Linked DNA regions of Homo sapiens: region 2 is linked to region 1. Evidence: read pairs that join two places in POLR2A ChIA-PET (ENCODE). Cell type or tissue: PC-9. All regions are shown on one strand. Each heading gives the region's core, and the rest is flanking DNA. Links, peaks and the distances in the headings are about the cores only.

Region 1 (8,335 bases), core at 194-8,193:
GGTTTACAGGCGCACACCACCACACCTAGTTTTTTCTTTCTTTCTTTTTTTTTTTGAGACGGAGTTTCGCTCTTGTTGCTCAGACTGCAGTGCAATGCCGTGATCTTGGCTCATTGCAACCTCCGCCTCCCGGGTTCAAGCAATTCTCCTGCCTCAGCCTCCCGAGTAGCTGGGATTATAGGCATGCGCCATCACGCCCGGCTAATTTTGTATTTTTAGTAGAGACGGGGTTTCACCATGTTGGTCAGGCTGGTCTTGAACTCCCAACCTCAGGTGATCTGCCCACCTCGGCCTCCCAAAGGACTGGGATTATAGGCGTGAGCCACCACGTCAGGCCACCTGTCTAATTTTTGTATTTTTTAGTAGAGACAGGGTTTCACCATGTTGGCCAGGCTGGTCTCAAACTCCTGACTTCAAGTGATCTGCTTGCCTTGGCGTCCCAAAATGCTGGGATTACAGTTGTGAGCCACCGCACCCAGTTACATTTTTTTCTTTTTTTAAATTTTATTTGTTGAGACAGGGTCTCACTCTGTCACCCAGGCTGGAGTACAGTGGCGCAGTCTTGGCTCACTATAGCCTCAACCTCCTGGGCTCAAGCAAACCACCAGCCTTGGTCTCCCAAAGTGCTTGGATTACAGGCGTGAACCACCACGCATCTGGCCCCCACAAATATTTAGAACAAACAAGTACCACATCCAGGAGAAGGGCTGTGATCCTAGCTCTTCCCCATCTGTGCCTAAAGCAGAGGGCTTTCCCTTGAGTGCTAGGAACCCCATGGAATTATCTGCAAAATAATATGTGAGTTTTTTCTGGGTCAGAGTTCATAGGTTTTATCTGATTGAGAGAACCTTCTCAGGAAAGGCTCTGAAGAGCTGTGGAGCAACACGTGATCAAAGGCAGGGTTGAGGGCTTGAGTGAAACAATTTGGAACAGCTGCAGCTGAAATGTGCCTGGGAGATGCCCATATGCTTGCATGCCTTTTTTAGTGCCCTTCTGTGTAGCTGGAATGCTCCCTCCAGGCCTTTTCTCCTTGCCTCTCAAAGCCTAGCTCAAATGCCACCAACTTGTCTGGGACACTCTCCTTGATACTATTTCAAATAAATCATTTCTTTTTCTCTGTTTAATAGTCTTTCCTTGTTAATCTCACTTGATTATAAATCACTTGAACCAAAGAAGAGATTTGCCAGGCGCAGTGGCTCACACCTGTAATCCCAGCACTTTGGGAAGCCGAGGAGGGTGGATCACCTGAGGTCAGGACTTTGAGACCAGCCTGGCCAGAATGGTGAAACCCCATCTCTACTAAAATAAAAAATTAGGGCCAGGCGCAGTGGCTCACACCTGTAATCCCAGCACTTTGGGAGGCTGAGGCAGGCAGATCATCTGAGGTCAGGAGTTCAAGACCAGCCTGGCCAACATGGAGAAACCCCAGCTCTACTAAAAATACAAAAATGAGCGAGTCATGGTGGCATGCATCTGTAATCCCAGCTACTCAGGAGACTGAGGCAGAAGAATTGCTTGAACCCAGGAGACAGAGGTTGCAGTGAGCCAGGATCGCACCATTGTACTCCAGACCGGGCGACAAGAGTGAGACTCTATCTCAAAAAAAAAACAAAAAAAAAAAAACATAAAAAATTAGTTCGGCTTAGTGAAATAGGGCAAAGGAAGCAATCAGATATGCATTTATCTCATGTGTGCAGAGGGGTAACTGTGAGTTCTGTCTGTCCTTTGTCCACAAGCAGTCACCTTGTGGGCAAATTGTGCAGGAGTACTGTAAGCTTTTTTTTTTTTTTTTTTTTTATCTTTGTAGCTATCTTATTTCTTATTCAGGAATAGAATGGAAGGCAGGCCAGGCGTGGTGGCTCATGTCTGTAATCCCAGCACTTTGGGAGGCCAAGGAGGGTGGATCACCTGAGGCCAAGAGTTCAAGACCAGCCTGGCCAACATGGCGAAACCCTGTCTCTACCAATAATACAAAAGTTAGCCGGGCATGGTGGTGTACACCTGTAATCCCAGCTACTCAGGAGGCTGAGGCAGGAGAACTGCTTGAACCCAGGAAGCGGAGGTTACAGTGAGCCAAGATTGTGCCACTGCACTTCAGCCTGGGTGACGGAGCGAGACTGTCTCAAAAATAAATAAATAAATAAATAAAACCAAGGAAACAGTCCTGTCTCATAGAAGTCTCTCAAATACTTAAAAAAAAAAAAAAAAAAGAATGGGAGGCAGGTTTGCCGACATCGTTCCAAGCTCGACCTTCCCTTTGGCTTCCCGAGGGGTCCCGAGGTTTCTTTTCCTTTCATAAGTCTATGCTTAATACATGCATAGCTGTACACTTGCATGGTTTCCTCCTTTCCTTGACTTAGCTGTGTGAACTTCAGTATGTAAGTCAAACTTCAAATTCCTTACCTGTAAGATGGAGTGGTTCTGAGCATTTAATATAATACTTTATAACTAAAATGCTACACAAACATGAAGTGTTATTATTTTTGGAAGGAGAGGCAAGGCCTAGGTGCAAATGTACTGTATTTTTAACTTTTATTTAGAACAGAGGTCTCTTGGACTCTCAGCCCCAGGCTTGACTACTTTGTGCCACTGGGAGTACTCCCTTTCCTCTTCTTCACACCATCAGGAAAGGCAGGCTGAGAGTTACGCTGCTTGACTCTGCCTCGGTCTATCCCACAGGTGATCACTTACTCCAGTCGTCATGTCTACAATAACTTGACTGAGGAACAGAAGGGCCGAGTGGCCTTTGCTTCCAATTTCCTGGCAGGAGATGCCTCCTTGCAGATTGAACCTCTGAAGCCCAGTGATGAGGGCCGGTACACCTGTAAGGTTAAGAATTCAGGGCGCTACGTGTGGAGCCATGTCATCTTAAAAGTCTTAGGTAAGATAGGATGCCAAAGTGAATGTCTACAGCTTATTTCTAAGGTATCTAAGAGGGATAGCCATATGCATCACGGTGGTACAAAACATCATGTTCAGTACTTTGGATTACACATTCAGAGGTCACCTCGTCCAGTTCCCTGGAAAGAAATGTGTATCTTCTGTATTATAGCCATAATAAAAAATGAAAATATAAGAGCAATTTTCCATAGTTGTCCATTACAAAACATATTCTCTAATATTTAAGTGGGATCTTCATATTTAAGTCTCTCAGATATGATTCAAATTCATTTCTGTTTTTTGACAGCAAGAGCTACCAAGTTCTACTTAATTGCTTCCAAATTAATACACTTCTGTATCAGTAAAACCATGCTCAACTTTCCTAAAATGTCCAATAATAATGTGTCTTCTTTGAGAAGTAATGAGGCAGCCTCTGCCCCAAAAATTAAAACAGCACCACTGGAGTTGCGGGTATGTGTGCTTAGGGGATGGAGGTGGATGTTTTGGTGGGGGTAGTGTAAAGCAAGGCTAGTTGAATCCCCACTCAAAAGTTGACCAAAACAGATGGCTGGAGAAGCAACTCAATAGGACATAATTTTTCCATTGAATCTGGTGTTTGGGGATCTTTGAATCACTACACTTTTGCTTGTTGTTGCTGTTGCCAGTGAGACCATCCAAGCCCAAGTGTGAGTTGGAAGGAGAGCTGACAGAAGGAAGTGACCTGACTTTGCAGTGTGAGTCATCCTCTGGCACAGAGCCCATTGTGTATTACTGGCAGCGAATCCGAGAGAAAGAGGGAGAGGATGAACGTCTGCCTCCCAAATCTAGGATTGGTAAGTCATCTTCCTACCAATCTATTGAGCCAACAAAATAGTCCTCTATCCGTGAGCTCTAAATCAGCTTTCTCAGCAACTCACTATGTGACCTGAAATACCCTGCTGAACCTCCTGAACTGCCATTTTTAAAATCCATTAACTAGAACAGAAAATCTGTCTTTCCTTTCCTCAAATGACATGTAAAAGTAGTAAAAGAGATTGGAAGAAATGTACTACATAAATCCACTATATCTAAATATTATGTTTAGTATCCCTTAAATGTTCACAATCTTTTGTAACTTTTGAGGATGTGCTACAACTTAAAAAAAATGTTTACCTTTCTTCTCATGTTCCCAAAGGATATCTTTTCCATCATTTCATTCTTATCAAATAGCATTACGGAATCTCAGCTCAGTGATACAATAAAGTAAACAATAAATATAGATACCATCACTAAAGGGATTTACAGTCATTCTTTCTGCTTGTGCAGACTACAACCACCCTGGACGAGTTCTGCTGCAGAATCTTACCATGTCCTACTCTGGACTGTACCAGTGCACAGCAGGCAACGAAGCTGGGAAGGAAAGCTGTGTGGTGCGAGTAACTGTACAGTGTAAGCATCCAAAGAGGTTTTAGTTTCATTTTTCTGTTTGTTTTTGCATTGTAGATCAATGTTAAGACATTCTAATCATAAGTAAGAGTAAGGTTAAGGTCAAAATCTTTATCTCCAGAAGGATATGGCTATCACCAAAATAAATTCAGTAGTTGCAAAGACCACTCAACAATTGACTGGCCAGGCACAGTGGCTCACACCTGTAATCCCAGCACTTTGGGAGGGCCAGGTGGGCAGATCAGTTGAGGTCAGGAGTTTGAGACCAGCCTGGCTAACATGGTGAAACCCCGTTTCTACTAAAATACAAAAATTAGCTGGGTGTGGTGGGCGCCTGTAATCTCAGCTACTCAGGAAGCTGAGGCAGGAAAATCTCCTGAACCTGGGAGGCGGAGGTTGCAGTGAGCCAAGATCACGCCACTGCACTCCAGTCTGGGTGACAGACTGAGACTCCCTCTCAAAAAAAAAAACACACACAAAAAAAACCAGCCCAGCGTGGCGGCTCATGCCTGTAATCCCAGCACTTCGGGAGGCCGAGGCAGGCAGATCACGAGGTCAGGAGTTCAGCCTGACCAACATGGTGAAACCCCATCTCTACTAAAAGACAAAAAATGAGCCAGGTGTGCTGATGCGTGCCTGTAATCCCAGCTACTCAGGAGGCTGAGGCAGAAGAATTGCTTTAACCTGAGACACGGAGGTTGCAGTGAGCCGAGATGGTGCCATTGCACTCCAGCCTGGACAACAGGGCGAGACTCCAACCAAAAAAAACAAAAACACACCAGTTGACTCTGTATTTACAAACATGTGAATTAGCCAGCCCCCTAAAGAAATTCACTATATCCAGGGGAGTACTAAATAAACACCATTCCTAAAAACAAAAACAAACAAAACCGTGCAGCTAGTTAGTTATATGCCACTACCATTCTAGGCAAGTAGATGAGATTTCTCCCCTCCACAGAGTGTTTGTGAGTGTGTATGTGCATGTGCTCATGCACACACACGTGTGTACATGTGTTATAATCAAGAATTTGATTTGCTTCAAGTACAGATGAGAGACAGTAGTAGGCGACTAAGAGCATCAGCCGTGGAGTCAGATAACTGCCTGGATTTCAATCACAGCTACCACTAACTCTGTAGTACCTTAGGCATATTTCCCAATCTATAAAGGAGAATAATAGTTAACTGTCTCATAGAGTTTTTCTTTTTTTCCTTTTTTTTTTTTTTTCTGGACAGGGTCTTGCTCTGTCACCCAGGCTGGAGTGCAGTGGTGTGATCTTGGCTTACTGCAGCCTCTGCCTCCCGGGTTCAAGCGACTCTCCTGCCTCAGCCTCCTGAGTAGCTGGAATTACAGGCACATGCCGTCACACCTGGCTAATTTTTGTAGAGACAGGGTTTTGCCACATTGGCCAGGCTGGTCTTGAACTCCTGGACTTAGGCGATCCACCCTTCTTCACCTCCCAGAGTGCTGCGATTACCGGCATGCGCAACGCCACCTGGCCTCTTAGAGTTTTTCTGAAAAGTTAGTAAATGAACACATTTACTTACAACTGCCTAGGAACAGGGCTTGACATACAGTGGGTGTTCAGTAACATTAGCTATTATTATTATTTCTCCTTAATCAATTTAGTAACTTCAGACTTTTGACCAAATCCTATATCCACAAGCCATGTTTGCAGTGTTAAAATTTATTTGGTGCAATAAATAGTATGCCAGGCTTATAATCTAGAGATTGAGTCTTGAAAAAAGACAGGATAAACCAAGTTGAAAGACAAAAGGAAGCAGGGCATGGATATTAATCTTTGTTACATTGTCTCCATAACATCTTTGTTAAATTGTCTCTAATTTCTCAAATGCTCTTTGGACCACTTTTAACATTTTCCTAACCCCCACCCTGTTTTTTTTTGTTGTTGGTTTTTTTTTGTTTTTTGTTTTTTTGAGACAGAGTCTCACTCTGTCACCCAGGCTGCAGTGCAATGGCGTGGTCTTGGCTCATTGCCACCTCCACCTCCCAGGTTCAAGCGATTCTCCCGCTTCAGCCTCCCGAGTAGCGAGTAGCTGGGACTACAGGTGTGTGCCACCACACCTGGCTAATTCTTGTATTTTTAGTAGTAGAGACGGGGTTTCACTATGTTGGCCGGGCTGGTCTCAAACTACTGACCTCGTGATCCGCCCACCTCGGCCTCCCAAAGTGCTGGGATCACAGGTGTGAGCCACCACACCCAGCGCCCCCTTATTAATAAGTTAAATAAAACCTTTAATTTGTCGGAATCAGTATTTTACTTTTTTCAAAGTTATACTTCAACATTCTGTGCCTATTTTGGTTTAGCTGTTTTCCCACTGATTTGAAAGAGTTCTTTATTATGTATTTATATACTCTACTTATTAGAATTTGCATTCTGGTGGTTTTAAAAATATGTCCAAGTAATGATTTGCTACTTCTCCCTTCAAGAGATATACCTTTGTCGAGGCGCAGTGGCTCACACCTGTAATCCCAACACTTTGGGAGGCCAAGGCGGGCAGATCACTTGAAGTTGGGAGTTCGAGACCAGCCTGACCAACAGGGTGAAACCCCATCTCTACTAAAAATAGAAAATTAGCTGGGCGTGGTGGCACATGCCCGTAATCCCAGCTACTTGGGAGGCCAAGGCAGGAGAATCACTTGAACCCGGGAGGTGGAAGTTGTAGTGAGCCTAGATTGTGCCACTCACTCCAGCCTGGGCAACAAGAGCGAAACTCCATCTCCAAAAAAAAAAAAAAAAAAGTACACCTTCATTCTCCTCTTTTTGAGTGTGATCTGAACTTAGTGACTCACTTCTGATGAGTATAATACAGCAGAAGTGATGGTATGTTGCATCTGCAAAAGCACTGCAGTTTGCTTTCTTAGATGTTAGATCTCTTAGATCTCAGATCACTCAGATCCTCTCTCTCTTAGATCACTCACTTTATGGGAAGCCAGCTGCTTTAAGAGCCTTATATAGAGGCCCATGTTTTATGTTTTATTTTAAGTGAGGAAACTGAGGCCTCCAGCCAACAGCCATGTGAATGAGCCATTTCAGAGGCAGATCATCCAACACCAGTCAAGCCTAGGAACAGGGCTTCACACATGGTGGGTGTTCAGTAACACTAGCTATTATTACTATTAACAGATTGCTGGATTTGACATCGAGCTACGAAGTCGCAGACTAATTCCTGGGGTCATCTGTTTAACTGGTGGATAAATTATTTCCATCTCTACTAGACAGAGGTCTACAAGTTGCCCCTACAGAGTTGTAAATTGCCAAGTTCTGTAGTTCTTTTGTCTATTTCCAAGTTTAGATAATTTTTCTTAAAAACACAACAGTCAGGCCGGGTGCAGTGGCTCACGCCTGTAATCCCAGCACTTTGGGAGGTCGAGGCGGGCGGATCACGAGGTCAGGAGTTTGAGACCAGCCTGGCCAGCATGGTGAAACCCCGTCTCTACTAAAAACACACAAAAAATTAGCTGGGCATGCCTGTAATCCCAGCTACTCGGGAGGTTAAGGTAGGAGAATCGCTTGACCCTGGGAGGTGGAGGTTGCAGTAAGCTGAGATCAGGCCACTGCACTCCAGCCTGGGTGACAGAGAGAGACTCCGTCTCAAAAACAAAACAAAACAAAACAAAAAAAGTAACAGGCAGTTTTCAGGAAAAGAAATAAAAAATGGTGAATAAACATGAATAAAGAGGCCCCCAAAAATCCTTTTTTCCCCACTAGGTTGAGAAAAAAAAATCACCCTTTTAATTTTAAGCTATCAGTTTAGTAAATATAAAAACTGTAGAATCTATATTAGAAAGGTTATGAGGAAACAGGTGCTTTTACATTTTTGACTAACATATACATTAGTAGCACAATTTAGATTTATCTATAGATTTCTGAGGGGTAAATATATTAAAGTAAAACTTATACAAAGAAGAAGGATAAGTGTACAACTTGATAGATTTTCAAAAGTGAAGATAACTGTGTAACCAGTATCATGATTAAGAACCTGTTTCTGGCCAGGCACGGTGGCTCAT
Region 2 (8,335 bases), core at 120-8,119, 130 kb before region 1:
AGCTGATTCTAGAGTTGACATGGAAAAAGAAACATTAAGTTTTGTCCTGGAAATGTTTTAAAAGAAATATAATAGGGGCGGGACGTGGTGGCTCACACCTGTAATCCCAACACTCTGGGAGGCCGAGGTGGGCAGATCACCTGAGGTCAGGAGTTCAAGACCAGCCTGGCCAACATGGCAAAACCCTATCTCTACTAAAAATACAAAAATTAGCCAGGTGTGTTGGTGTGCGCCTGTAATCCCAGCTACTTAGGAGGCTAACGCAGGAAAATTCCTTGAACTCAGGAGGCGGAGGTTGCAGTGAGCTGAGATCAGCGCCATTGTACTCCAGCCTGGGTGACACAGCGAGACTCCATCTCAAAAAGAAAAAAAAAAAAGGAAAAGAAATATAATAAGGAGAGCACTTGCCTTACCAGATACTAAATATATTCTAAAGTTACATTAACATAAATCATACAGTACTCATGCAATAAACAGACAGATCATGGCATGGGGAGAAAACTTAAAAAACAAACACAAGTACATATGGCAAATTAGTGAATAATCAAGCTGAGATCTCCAATCTGTGGAAAAAGATTATTTTATAGACAGCTTAGGGACAATATGGGAACCATTTGGGAAAAAATAAAGTTGAAATCATATTTTGTATCTAACACCAGAATAAACTCCAAATGAATCAAAGATTTATATGTGAAACATGGGACCATAAACTTACCAAAAGAAACCTGGGAGGGTTCTTTCTCATCATCCCAGTTGGGGAAAACCTTTCTAACTCTGACAGAAAACTAGAAGCCATAGAAAGAAATATTGACAAATTCGACAGCATCAAACAAAAGTCCACATAGTAAAACCACCATAAACAAAGTTTTTTATTTTTTAAAAAAGACAATCTAGGGGAAGATGATATTTACCACTTATATCACAGACTAGTGAGCGAATAGAAAAATTGGCAGTGGATATGAAAAGGCAGTTCCCAGAAAAAGAAATTATTCTCAAATATATTTTAAAAGCTTCATCTCATTATTAACTAAAGAAATGCAAGTAAAAACTATGAGATACCATCTCCCATCTCGAAGTTGAAAAATGTCAAAATACACTCTGTTGTGGTGTTGGCAAGGGCTCTGGAACATTCCCGGCAGAAGTGGAAATAAATTGATACAACCTTGCTGGAGAGTAATTTCTCAAAAACGTCAGAAATTATAAATGTATATGTTCTTTGACCAACCAATTTCATTTCTGGGCATTTATCTCATGTATATATGTATATATCTATATGTGTGTGTATATATATATGTATATATATACATATACACACATGCAAAACTATATATGTACACAGTTATTCAATGCATCATTGCTCATTATATCAAACAATAGTGAACAACTAAATATCTATTAATAAGATCCACTTTGAGGCATTTAGATCATACACACACATAAATAAAATAATGGTTAAATTATGGTAAACCTATCCAGTGGAATAGTATATAGCCATAAAACAATGAGGGAGGTTTTTTTCAGTTTTTTGTTCCTTATGCACTAAAATTCAATAACCTCCAGAATATATTGTTAAGTGAAAGGAGGAAGTTGCAGGACAATGATATGAATATTCGTTCTACTATTTGTAGAAAAAAACAAACAAAAAGAATATATACACATATTTGAAGGTATATGTAAAATTAAATGGTAGAAGTCATACATGTTGTCTTGGAGAAGAAAACTGGGTGCCTGGGATAGTGATGGGAGCGAAATTTTCACTATATACCCTTTGAACTTTTGAATTTGAACCATGCGGATGTATTATCCACTTTTTAAAAATCAGTAAATACAATTTTAAAAGAATTTACAGGATACCAAGAGTGAGAAGACAAGCAAAAATAATAGTTGTGCCTAAAATGCGTAAACATCAGTGCGCAAACAGACTCGGCGTGGGCTCCCGATCAGCAGATGGAAGAGAAAAGTGCGACTTCAGTAGCATAATATGATGGAAGGAGCTTGGAATGCAAAGCTTTCAAAGCATAATTTCCCGAAAAGACTTAAAAACATAATTCTCTTCCAGAATAAAATGAGCACTTGTCAAAGATGTCATTTAATTTATTAATCCATAAAGGGAATCAGTAAGATGGGAAAGCTGACGCCAAGAGCAATTGAGGAAGCAGGGTTTTTATAGCCCGTAGGGAAAGGCGCACCGCAGGAAGTTTTTTAAAGTCAGGGACAAATCTAGTTAATGTTCCACAGGGCAATAAAAGTATAGATTACACTTGCTAATGGACAGAAATCATTTGCTTCCCTACCGGATCCATATCTACAGGTTAACAGGCAACTTCACAGAGCTGAGCCCTTAATTGCAAATAACAAGGTCAGTTGGGATATTTATTATCCTGGAGACAGAATCAACTACACAATTTGCTGGACCCAGTGCAAAAAAAATTCAGAGGCCTTTGTTCAAAAATTTTGAAGAATTTAGGTCGGGCATGGTGGCTCATGCCTGTAATTCTAGCACTTTGGGAGGCTCTGGCAGAGAGATCACTTGAGGTCAGGAGTTCAAGACTAGCCTGGCAAACATTGGTGAAACCCCGTCTCTACTAAAAATACAAAAATTAGCCGGGTGTGGTAGCAGACGCCTGTAACCCCAGCTACTTGGGAGGCTGAGGCAGGAGAATCACTTGAATCTGGGAGGCCGAGGTTGCAGTGAGCCGAAATGGTGCTACTGAACTCCAGCCTGGAAGACAGGAGTGAAACTCTGTCTCAAAAAAAAAAAAAAAAAAAAAGAGAATTTCAAGACAGCAACAGCTGAGCATTAAACAAATGAGGGGCCCCCCTAAACTCAGGGTTCTGAGTTTAGGATAATGATGGCACAGGTTGCATGCCCAGGAAGCTGACTTTGCCTACAGAACTAAATAATCTTTAGAAGAGTTTTTAAACAGTGCCCCAGTGTGACACTGAGAGAACACGCAGTCACTCTCCCCCTTTATTTCCAAGTTTTGGATAATTTTTCTTTAGAGAGTCAAAAGAACCACTTCCTAGTTGTGTGGTTTTGGGCAAGTTACTTAACCTCTGCCATGCTCCATCACTTGGCTGGTAGATGAGAATTATAAATAATCCTTGCCCTGTATAATTCATGGGGTTTTAATGATTACTAAATAAGACAGGCATTTGACAGTTTTGTGCAATAAGTTTTATACAAACCTTTGCAAATGCTTTGTATCAGCATGTAGTTTTGGCATCCCAGCCTGGTATTCTTATAGATTCTCTTTGGAGAGTCAGTTCTCCTAGCTTAGTCGGAGAAATCTTCCTGGGAAAAAAATGACCTTCAATTTCATTGTAAAGAGAAGAAGAGACATGATGTGGTTGTCAGAAGGTGATAGCTTGTCTCAAACATAAGTGACTGTTTGGACAAAAGCTTGGAGAAAGGAAAGGGTGAGCCCATCCCAGGAGACCATGAAATAGCCAGCCTCACGGGCTGACAGGAAATAAGAGATGACCAGTCAGGTGGGCGGAGATCCCAGAACCCTAACAGCTCATCGATCCCCGGGAACATCGGGCAGCTCCCGTCACATTCTCCCCAAATACTCCTAAGGACGGGAGAAAGAAAATACCTCTTTAAATAGGCCACTAGAATTGGGACACGTCTTTAAATTCTTGTGTTTATCTTCATAAATTCATTAAAATTTTACATTCTATTTCATCATATACTCACAATTATTTTAATACTAAAAATAGCAATCCCCCCTGAAAAAAAAGTCTTTGGTAAAATTGAATCCCATCAAGGTGTTCCATAAATCTTCTGTAGTTCCCCTAATCCAAGAGGCTGAAGTAACCCAGTCTGAAAAGCACTGTGCTATTAGCACCTTTCTGTGGCGTTGCTTATGACACCTCGATGACAAAGGCACAAAAGAGTCCACGCTTGGCTGAGGCCCTCTTGGCACTTTAGGGACTGGGAATCCTTGGATGGGGATCAAAAGAAGACATGCCTTGAGCAGAGACTCCACTCCCCAGCCACGGTCATGCCCAGACTTCTCGACAGCCGTTTCCCTTTGCGTACACTCCCACCCAAGTGCCGTCGGCCTCACCTCTTCTTGACTGGCTTAAGGATATGTATGACTACTTGAGTTTTTCCAAATTTCCTTCACCCTCCTTCCTTTGCCCCTCTAGTTTTTCTGCTCCATAATTGGGCATGGAAGTGGAGCAGAATAAAGGGAGCAGAGCAAGGGGAAGGGGAGCTGCAGACTCAGAACAGAGGGATTTCCATGAGAAGGGGGGTTGGGGAACCAGAGCAGTCTCCATCCACAATCTGTGACTTGCAGACCACCCAGACTCCAAGCCTCCCAGCTCCTGCCTACTGCACTAAGCCTCTTGAACCGTGCACATATTTCTGCTCTCCAGAGCTTTACCCGCCCCCCAGAGTAGAATATTATTTGTTTATCATTAGGATCAGGCTGCTGGATGCAGAACACACTCTAGGAAGCACAGACTGCAGCCCTTTTATTTTTAACTGATCCAGGGATGAGCTTCTTTTGCATTGCCCTTTGTTAGAGTCTGCATATGTTGCACGGAGACTTGGTGACAATTTTAAGGGGCAAAATAAGTGACTGCTTCTTTGTGTTTAAAAGAGGAATTGGTCGGGCGCGGTGACTCACGCCTGTAATCCCAACACTTTGGGAGGCCGAGGCAGGCGGATCACGACGTCAGGAGATCGAGACCACAGTGAAACCCCGTCTCTACTAAAAATACAAAAAAAATTAGCCAGGCGTGGTGGCGGGCGCCTGTAGTCCCAGCTACTCAGGAGGCTGAGGCAGGAGAATGGCGTGAACCTGGGAGGCGGAGCTTGCAGTGAGCCGAGATCACGCCACTGCGCTCCAGCCTGGGCGACAGAATGAGACTCCGTCTCAAAGAAAAAAAAAATAAAAAAATAAAAAATAGAAAAAAAGACAGGAATTAAGCTGGGCATTGTAGCTCATGCCTGAAATCCCAAAATTTTCTATTGCTGAGGAGGGAGGATTACTTGAGTCCAGGAGTTTAAGGCCAATCTGGGCAACATAGAGAAATCCCCATCTTTAAATTTAAAAAAAATAATAATAAATACATAAAATTGGAATTAAAGGTAAACTGATGAGTCTTCCTTGATCCCTTCTTCCCATCCTCAGAGCTTATTTTTATTGCCAGCATAGGGGCTGCTGGACTGTAAAACAGGAGCTCAGAATGGCCAGTCTGATATTTTTTCCTCATTTGCTTCAGAACGATGGAGGTTGACGAGGGGGTTCCGGATAAAGATGGAGCAGATGAAACTGATCAGCCTGGTGTAGATAATTGTCAAAGTGAGGAGTTGAAACACAGAGGTTTCACTATTCTTTCTATTTCCTTTTAGGTTTAAAATTTTTCCATGAGAGATTGTTTTTAAATCCCTGCTCTCGTGGAATCCCTGCTCTCATGGAATCCCTGCTCTCACGTTCTCTCTGAAAACAGAGGCAGTGTGAGAGAATCGCGACACAGCGGGATGCATGGGGCTCATGTCCAACTTTCTTTTGCTCTGCTCTGTCCTTTGCCCATGACCAGAGCTTCACCATCACCTCTCTGCAGAAGGCTCCATGCCAGAGACTCTTGCCTTTACCTCTCTGCCCAACTCCTGCCAGACTGGGGCCCAGCCTCCCACATAGTTCTTTCTTCCCCAACTCCAAAAAAAGTAAAGGAAGAAAACCAGGAGCACTAGGTTCTTGCCTATAGTATCAGCCTTACAGTCAGTAGCCAGGACCAATTCTGAACAGACAAAAGCTCCTCTTCCCTGATAGACGAATGGCTAAGACCAGAAGGAGAAGAGAAACTTTAAAAACAGATGTCCAGGACCTACCGCAGATATGATGAAGCTGACTTGGGGTGGGGAGAAAGAGTCATTTTGAGACTCCCCTTGTGACTTCTGCATTGCCAGGTCTGGGAACCCCTGCAGCAGGCCAGTGCTGTCTCAGGTTGCTAAGGCAGCCAGTCTGACCTCGAAGAATATCTCCACTCTAAAAGTTTGGTTCAAACTGCTGTTCTGCCTCAGACACCCACTATGGCCAGGCTGGTCTCGAACTCCTGACCTCAAGTCATCCGCCTGCTTCAGCCTCCCAAAGTGCTGGGGTTACAGGTGTGAGCCACCGCACCCAGCTGAGATTGCCTTTTGAGAAGAGAATTGGATGGTTGGGGATGGAGAGGAGGGAGAGCTCTGTTTACTGTGCCTGGCCAGAACCATAATTCTTCTTGTCATCCTGGCTTAAAATCAAAGTCATGATTGACTTCTCTCTATCCTCCACCATCTCCTATGCCCCTCTCTAATAAATAAAAAAAAAAAATCTTTTCCTCTATTCAAAAATTTACATTTGTCATCTCTTTCTTCTAGGCACGTGGCCTCTTTACCTCTCACCTAGAATACTGAAAGCCTTACGGATAAACTTTCCATCTCCAGTTCCTCCCCAGCCTTTCTCCCCACCCTCCCCCAACCCTTCTCCCACTTCCAATCCCATTCCTTTCCTTTAGGTGTTTACAGGTAAATCCAATCAATCTTCCTTTGACTGTGTTGCTCCCCATGTCAAAAACCCTTAATAGCTTCTTTGTCTACTGGGCTTCCATCTGCTTATCACTTTTGAGCAGAAATTGTACCTATCATTCCATGCCCCAATTTCAATTTCACCTTCTCCGTGAAGACTTCCATGGTCACTCCTGACAGATGTGACCTCATGCTCCTGGACCCCAAGATGAGTGTACTTCTCTAATGACAGTTCTCCCACACTGTTCTTACTGAAGTTATTGATTATATTCATAGCTCCTTTACCAGACCATGTTAGGGTATGTTTCTTTATTCTTTTTTTTTTTTTTCGAGACACAGTCTCACTCTGTCACCGAGGCTGGAGTGCAGTGGCATGATCTTGACTCACTGCAACCTCTGTCTCCTGGGTTCAAGCAATTCTCGTGCCTCAGCCTCCCGAGTAGCTGAGATTACAGGCATGTACCACCACACCTGGCTAATTTTTGTATTTTTTGTAGAGAAGGAGTTTTTCCATGTTGGCCAGGTTGGTCTCAAACTCCTGGCCTTAAGTGATCCACTCACATGGCTCCCAAAATGCTAGGATTACAGGCGTGAGCCACCGCGCCTCAGTAGAAAGGCAGAAAGCAGAGAGAGAGAGAGAGAGAGATTGAGAAATTAGGGGAGGATAGGAAAGAGAAAGAAGGAAAGAAGAAAGAAAGGAAGAGAGGAAGGAAGGGAGGGAGGGAAAAGAGGGGAGGGAGAAAAAAACAAACTTATAAGCAACAAGCATGGACATTTTGAGGACTTCACAGGATACTCTACTCACCTGTGCACAAAAAGAACTAGAAAAATAGATACAGTTCCTGCACATCTGAGAACAGGGACATTCCAGTGGCTAGAGGACATATGAATGTCTGTGTGTGATTACTACTGAAATGTGGGTTGCTATCATTATTAGTAGTAATAATAACAAGAATAACCAGCATTTACTACTGTAATTTTCACAAGAACTCTTGGAAGCAACTGTTATCACCTCATTTTACAAGTGAAGAAGGAACCTGAGGACCAGAGAGTTCATACTGTACCCAAGTTCCCACAGGAAGAACACAGCCATCTGAGTCCACAGGGTTTCTTGTCTATTTCATACTGCTTCCGTCCCAGACAGCAGTGACACTGTGCACCTCAGTAGGAAGGCGGAAAGCAGACAGAGAGAGAGAGAGATTGAGAAATTAGGGGAGGGTAGGAAAGAGAAAGAAGGAAAGAAGAAAGAAAGGAAACGAGGAAGGAAGGGAGGGAGGGAGGGAAAAGAGGGGAGGGAGGAAAAAAACAAACTTATAAGCAACAAGCATGGACACTTTGAGGACTTCATGGGCCTTTGAGCCTCCACACATCATATTAAGCATATTAAAATACACCCAATCCCTTTTTTTTAACTATAAAAATACTGCAGTATTTTTTATAATTTTACTTTTGAAATTTGGCCCAACAATGATTTCTCGGCAATCACTGTGCATAATCAGGAATTCTTGCAATGAGAAAAAAACTCGCCTGTAAATTGTTGTCAAATGTGTAAAAATCTTGTAACAATCAATGTAACGATTAATGAACATGACATCACATGTCTTTGTAGACCTACTTCTTAGCAAGTGAGGTGCCTATTCATTTCAGTTTAGGTCTTTCACATTTTTAGATCTTGAACTCAATCCCTAGAGATAAACAGCCCTGGTTGCCAGGGTTTGAATAGGTCAGAAGAGCACAATGATGACTTCACAGGGATGCTTGAGGTTACCATGGAAATGCTGTCGGCTCCCCCTCCCCAAGTCATCTTCACAC

Evidence for each region. ChIA-PET counts read pairs that join two places held together with the same protein. Peaks named below come from ENCODE experiments on the same cell type or tissue, not always from the same donor. Only the 100,000 strongest peaks of a DNase experiment are listed, where the experiment ranks them.
Region 2: POLR2A ChIA-PET joins it to region 1 with 17 read pairs; 3 of 35 experiments call an interaction of 5 or more read pairs at or near these places.

Annotation. Positions count from the first base shown.
Region 1 is chr11:123,079,058-123,087,392 of GRCh38, reverse strand. CLMP (CXADR like cell adhesion molecule) reads left to right here. Exons shown (of 7, transcript NM_024769.5): 3 at 2,680-2,881; 4 at 3,546-3,713; 5 at 4,186-4,308. LOC124902775 (a long non-coding RNA gene) reads right to left here. Exons shown (of 2, transcript XR_007062927.1): 2 at 2,516-4,379. Among named protein-coding and RNA genes, the nearest start is that of HSPA8, 21 kb to the right of the region's middle. RefSeq lists an enhancer at 3,478-3,772. In PC-9, for the core only: no CTCF peak of the experiment used is centred there; DNase peaks (open chromatin) are centred at 3,612 and 4,112; H3K27ac peaks cover 1,127 bases.
Region 2 is chr11:123,207,337-123,215,671 of GRCh38, reverse strand. LOC105369540 (a long non-coding RNA gene) reads right to left here. Exons shown (of 2, transcript XR_948116.2): 2 at 7,953-8,335. It overlaps LOC105369539 (a long non-coding RNA gene), which reads left to right and starts at 7,888. Exons shown (of 2, transcript XR_948115.3): 1 at 7,888-8,335. In PC-9, for the core only: no CTCF peak of the experiment used is centred there; no DNase peak of the experiment used is centred there.